2 separate regions of the Homo sapiens genome follow, and region 1 is linked to region 2. Evidence: read pairs that join two places in POLR2A ChIA-PET (ENCODE). Cell type or tissue: OCI-LY7. All regions are shown on one strand. Each heading gives the region's core, and the rest is flanking DNA. Links, peaks and the distances in the headings are about the cores only.

What was found. Peaks named below come from ENCODE experiments on the same cell type or tissue, not always from the same donor. Only the 100,000 strongest peaks of a DNase experiment are listed, where the experiment ranks them.
Region 1: POLR2A ChIA-PET joins it to region 2 with 10 read pairs; 9 of 35 experiments call an interaction of 5 or more read pairs at or near these places.

Annotation. Positions count from the first base shown.
Region 1 is chr6:18,258,964-18,261,879 of GRCh38, forward strand. The region is part of intron 2 of DEK (DEK proto-oncogene); the gene reads right to left. Among named protein-coding and RNA genes, the nearest start is that of DEK, 4.1 kb to the right of the region's middle. RefSeq lists an enhancer at 1,454-1,573. In OCI-LY7, for the core only: a CTCF peak has its summit at 1,865; a DNase peak (open chromatin) is centred at 1,618; H3K4me3 peaks cover 2,013 bases; H3K27ac peaks cover 1,473 bases.
Region 2 is chr6:18,371,332-18,374,247 of GRCh38, forward strand. No RefSeq gene overlaps it. Among named protein-coding and RNA genes, the nearest start is that of RNF144B, 15 kb to the right of the region's middle. In OCI-LY7, for the core only: no CTCF peak of the experiment used is centred there; no DNase peak of the experiment used is centred there.

The DNA.
Region 1 (2,916 bases), core at 153-2,652, 110 kb before region 2:
AGCATTACTTTGTAGTTTATGAATAACATTCCTAATGATGACCATAAGTCACTCAAAGTTAAATTGTTTAGTCACAAAAATCTACGGTGAGGCGCGGTGGCTCATGCCTGTAATCCCAGCACTTTGGGAGGCTGAGGCGGGCGGATAACGAGGTCAGGAGATCAAGACCATCCCGGCTAACTCGGTCAGGAGATCGAGACCATCCTGGCTAACTCAGTCAGGAGATCAAGACCATCCTGGCTAACGTGGTGAAACCCCATCTCTACTAAAAAATACAAAAAATTAGCCAGGTGTGGTGGCTGGTGCCTGTAGTCCCAGCTACTTGGGAGGCTGAGGCAGGAGAAAGGCATGAACCCAGGAGGCGGAGCTTGCAGTGAGCCGAGATCGCACCACTGCACCTCAGCCTGGGCGACACAGCAAGACTCCGTCTCAAAAAAAAAAAAAAAAAAAAAAAAAAAAAAAAAAAAAAATCTAGAAAACAGGTAGCATATACTTCAAAATTCAAAACATTAAGCTCCATTTATCTAAAATAAAATCATTTTTTGAATGAAATAAAGTCAGATAAAAGAATACTATATACTGCTCGAGGTTCTGCCATTTATTTAATGCCTGTGTTGTGCAGCTGCACTCAATACTAAGAGGGGATAAATGGATGATAAAAACTGCGTATCTTTTGAAAAAGATGCTACTAAAGAAATGAGACATAAATATACGCCAATATAAAAGATAACAAAACATCTTAAGAAAGATACACAAATAAATTGCTGTGCACTGAGGAGGAATTGATTATTTTGGGACTAGAGAAAAAGGAACAAAGCACGTGTGCTGGCTTTTAAAGACAGCTTAGATTTAGTAATGTAAGGATTCGCACAGAAAGAATACTTCAGGAGAAAGGGCTATCAACAGGTATATTCTGGCCATGTTGTACAGAATGAAGACCAAACACACTAAAACAACCCCTACTATCACTCAACTTCATCAACTTAGTGATTTAAACTATTTGCTTGTCTCTGATTACTAACTACAAGCTAATGACTTCCCAGTCAATCTCCAAGCCACAACTTTCATCTGAGATTCATATTAACTAATATTGCCTCAGTATCTGTGAGGGATTGGTTCCAGGACGCCCCTCAGATGCCAAAATCCATGGATGCTCAAGTCCCTTATTTTTTAAAAAAATGGTGTAGTAGTTACATGTAACCTATGACCATCTTCCCATATACTTTATATCATCTGTAGATTACTCATAATGACTAATACAACTTAACTGATATGTAAATAGTTGTTATACTGTATTGTTTAGGAATAATAAAAAAATCTGTACATGTTCAGTACAGATGCAACCATCCATTTTTACCAATTTGTGGTTGATTGAATCCACAGATGAGGAACCCACAGATATGGAGAGCCAACAGTATATGCCTGTCTGTCATCTGGACAGCTACAATTCATGTCCTACAGGCACCTAAACTCAAAATATTCAAAAGAAAAATCATAATCATCTCCAAACTTGCTCACTTTGTGAATTTTTTTCAAAAAACATTAATACCATCCACCCACCTGCCAAAGACAGAAACCTAAGAGTCATCTTTTACTAGTCATTTCTCTCACTTCCCTTTTCCCCAAAATCACTGCCAATTTTGGCTAATCTGACCCCTTTCTTAGGACAGACTTCAGAGGATATATGAGAAAGCCTGGGTGCCTGGGCAGAAGCCTCCTGCAGGGGTGGAACTCTCACAGAAAACTGCTACTCAGGGCCAGGCGTGGTGGCTCATTCCTGTAATCCAGGCCCTTTGGGAGGCAGAGACGGGCAGGTCACTTGAGCTAAGGAGTCTGAGACCAGCCTGGGCAACATGGTAAAACCCTGCCTCTACAAAAAATACAGAAAGTACCCGGGCATGGTGGCGCATGCCTGTGGTTCCTGAGGTGAGAGGATTGCTTGAGCCTGGGAGGCAGAGTTTGCAGTGAGCTGAGATCATGTTACTGCACTCCAGCCTGGGTGACAAGTGAGACCTTGTCTCCAAAAAAAAAAAAAAAAAAGAAAGAAAACCTCTACTAGGGCAGTGTGGAGTGGAAAGGGGAAATGGGGGGTGGACCCCTAGATTCACCACCAAGGCTCTATTGGCTAGTGGAGCTGTGGGAAGGGGGCTGCCACCTCCAAACTCCAGCATGGTAGAGCCACAAGCAGCTTGCATCCTGAGCTGCCCAAAGCCTTGGGACCCCTCACCCCTTGCACCAGCGTGCTCTGGATGCCAGACATGCAGTAAAAGGAGATAATTTTGGAGCTTTAAGATTTAAAGACTGCCCTGCTAGGATTCAGACTTGTAGGCCGGGCGCAGTGGCTTACGTCTGTAATCCTAAAACTCTGGGAGGCTGAGACGGGCGGATCACCTGAGGTCGGGAGTTTGAGACCAGCCTGACCAACATGGAGAAACCTTGTCTCTATTAAAAATACAAAATCAGCCAGCTGTGGTGGCATATGCCTGTAATCCCAGCTACTCGAGAGGCTGAGGCAGTAGAATCCCTTGAACCAGGAGGCAGAGGTTGCGGTTAGCCGAGGTCAGGCCACTGCACTCCAGCCTGGGCAACGAGAGCGAAACTCCGTTTCAAAAAACAAACAAACAAACAAACACAGAAAAACAAAAACCAAACAAAAACCAAACCAGACTGTGTGGGGCCTATTGCACCTTTCTTTTGGCCTTTCTCCCTTTTGGAATGGGAATTTTACCCAATGTCTGTACCATCACTGTATCTTGGGAGTAAATAACTTGTTTTTGATCTCACAGGCTCATAGGTGGAAGAAACTCATCTTCAGATGAAACTCTGGACTTACAGATTTGGGACTTCTGTGTTAATGCTGAAACAAGACCGGACTTTGGGGGACTACTGCGAAGGCACAACTGAATCTTGAAATGT
Region 2 (2,916 bases), core at 273-2,772:
CAGTGGGACTAAATATTTCAGGATTTCTTGTATTTGAAATAGTTCTGGCAAGGCACGGTGGCCCATGCCTGTAATCCCAGCACTTTGGGAGGCCAAGGTGGGTGGATCAGCTGAGGTCAGGAGTTTGAGACCAGCCTGGCCAACATGGTGAAACCCTGTCTCTACTAAAATTACAAAAAATTAGCCAGGCATGGTGGCAGACACCTGTAATCCCAGCTTCTCAGGAGGCTGAGGCAGGAGAATCGCTTGAACCCGAGAGGCAGAGGTTGCAGTGAGCTGAGAAAAAAAAGAATTAGTTCTGATCTCTTTCACCTCAAGGGTTCAATGAATCATGCGGAGGCCTTCCTGATATATGAGACAGATAGTTTTCTTTTGGATTTATGGTTGGGCAGCAGGTTTGCCTGAGCTACTAATACTGAGTAGGAATTGAGATGCCAGGTTGGAAAATGAAAACTTAAACCAAGTTATTGCTGGGCATAACTCAGGAGTATTGCATGCCTTTGGTTTGTCTTGATTAAATTCCAAGGTGATACAATCATCAGGCTATTAAAAATAATCATCTGACTATTAAAAATAATTAATTGCCTTGTTTTCTACTTAGCGGTATAATGGCTCCAGATTTGTAAGTTAGAATGCATTTTGCAATGGGACAATGAAACAGGGGCAATTGTTACTGTGATTTAATGTTTAGGGGGCAGGGCAGGTTGCCTGGCCACATCACCATGAGGCTTTTCAGGGAGTATTTCTTTGGATATGTGTAATTTTCCAAACCCCAATAACTAGAAAAATAGACTTATTAACCTACTTGGCCAAAATAAAGTAAAACTATAACAAATATAAAAGTAGAGGTTTTGTAGATCACATTTCTTCACCACAATCCAATTAAATTAGAAACCAATACTAAACATATGACCAGAAAATAACTACTTGAAAACTAAGAAACACTCTCCCAGATAAACCTTTGATCAAAGAGAAAATATAAGAGAAGCAAAAGGTTCTTTGGAGAGGAATAACAAAGTATACTTTATACCCAAATCTTTAAGGCATAGCATATACTCAAAACTTTACTTAGAAAAAAATTTATACCAGTAAATATCTTTATTATTCATGAAGAAGAGGACAGCAAAACACGTACCTGCCTCCAACACCTCATAAACAAAACAAACAACATACACACAAGGTAGGAAGAAGGGATGATAAAGTTACAAGTGAGAATTAATGGAATAAGGAAAAAATGTAGGACAGTTAAATAAGACAAAATACTGGAAAAAGTATAAGAGCAAGAGTATAACAAGATTAGGAACAAGGAAACAAATGCATTACAGATGCATGAAAGATGGGAAGAATTATAAGAATTATACATGGACACTCCTGGCTAACACGGTGAAACCCCGTCTCTACTAAAAAAATACAAAAACAAAAACAAAATTAGCCGGGCGTGGTGGCGGGCACCTGTAGTCCCAGCTACTTGGGAGGCTGAGGCGGGAGAATAGCATGAACCCGGGAGGCGGAGCTTTCAATGAGTGAGATTGCGCCACTGCATTCCAGCCTGGGCAACAAAGTGAGACTCCGTCTCAAAAAAAAAAAAGGCCAGGTGCAGTGGCTCACACCTGTAATCCCAGCACTTTGGGAGGCCAAGGCACGTGTATCACGAGGTCAGGAGACTGAGACGATCCTGGCTAACATGGTGAAACCCCATCTCTGCTAAAAATAAAAAAAATTAGCCGGGCATAGTGGCGGGCACCTGTAGTCCCAGCTACTCGGGAGGCTGAGGCAGGAGAATGGCGTGAACCTGGTAGGCAGAGCTTGCAGTGAGCCAAGATCGCGCCACTGCACTCCAGCCTGGGCAACAGAGTGAGACTCCATCTCAAAAAAAAAAAAAAAGTATACATGCACACTAGGAGCAAAACTATGGAAACTAATGTGAAAATATGGAAGAAACAAATAACTCATAAGCAAAATATAAATGACCAGAATTGATTCAAGTAGAAGACTCAAAAAGATCAATTACTGTAGAAGTCCCAGCCTCTTTGTGTCCCATTTGATATTTGCTCTGAGTTTCTTATTTTTAAGGAAGTATTATGTTAACAAGGCATTAAAATAAGATGGGATGGTGGCTCTCCACTTTGTATACCGGGTTTTGCTGTGGTCTCTTCTAGTGGTGTGTAAGGTGCTTGTGTTGTGAAGAGTAATTTTACTTGTGTTTAAATTTGAAAGGTGATGCATATAACCCTGCTTTCCCCCCATTTCTCTTTCAATGCAAGTTAACTTACACCTCCCTTTAAAGAACAGCATGCCAAGAACTGGCTGATAAAATGAAATATGTTCCTACCCTGGTGGCTGAGGACAGCCAACTCCTTCCAGTCTAGATGATGCTGGGAGAAGTACTTGATGCTGCTACCTCTGTGAGCTACTTGGTATACCAGTCAGTTGTACCATGGTCCCCAGAGGGACCTGCAGAAAGCTGGAAGTGGCCAGGCTGACTTGGTGGGTCAATTGAAAGTGTGTAAAGTCTGAATGCTCTTGGTATATGGTTTTGCCATTTTTGTATGGTGTAAATCTATAACTACTGTTTTAACATTTATTTTGGAACAGTCCCTTTTGTCAGGAAATGAGCTAAAAAAGTGAAAGTTTAATAAAAAAATAAGTAGCAAATTTCTGTTTCTCAAGGATGTTGGTGATGAATGTGTGATTCACAAATCTACTGAAGCTGCATCAATGTCTACTTCAAAAGTTTGTAATTGTTTTTAAGAATACTTTGCCCAAAGACAATGATTTAACACGTGTGGGCTGCAGGAGGTGTCATTTTATTTCATTTTGTGAAGCATGACTTTTCATTTAAATCAAATGACTCTTCTAAATAGATTTTCGCCATTTTCAATTTTAAGTTTTCTTATGAATATATAAAAAGTGAAG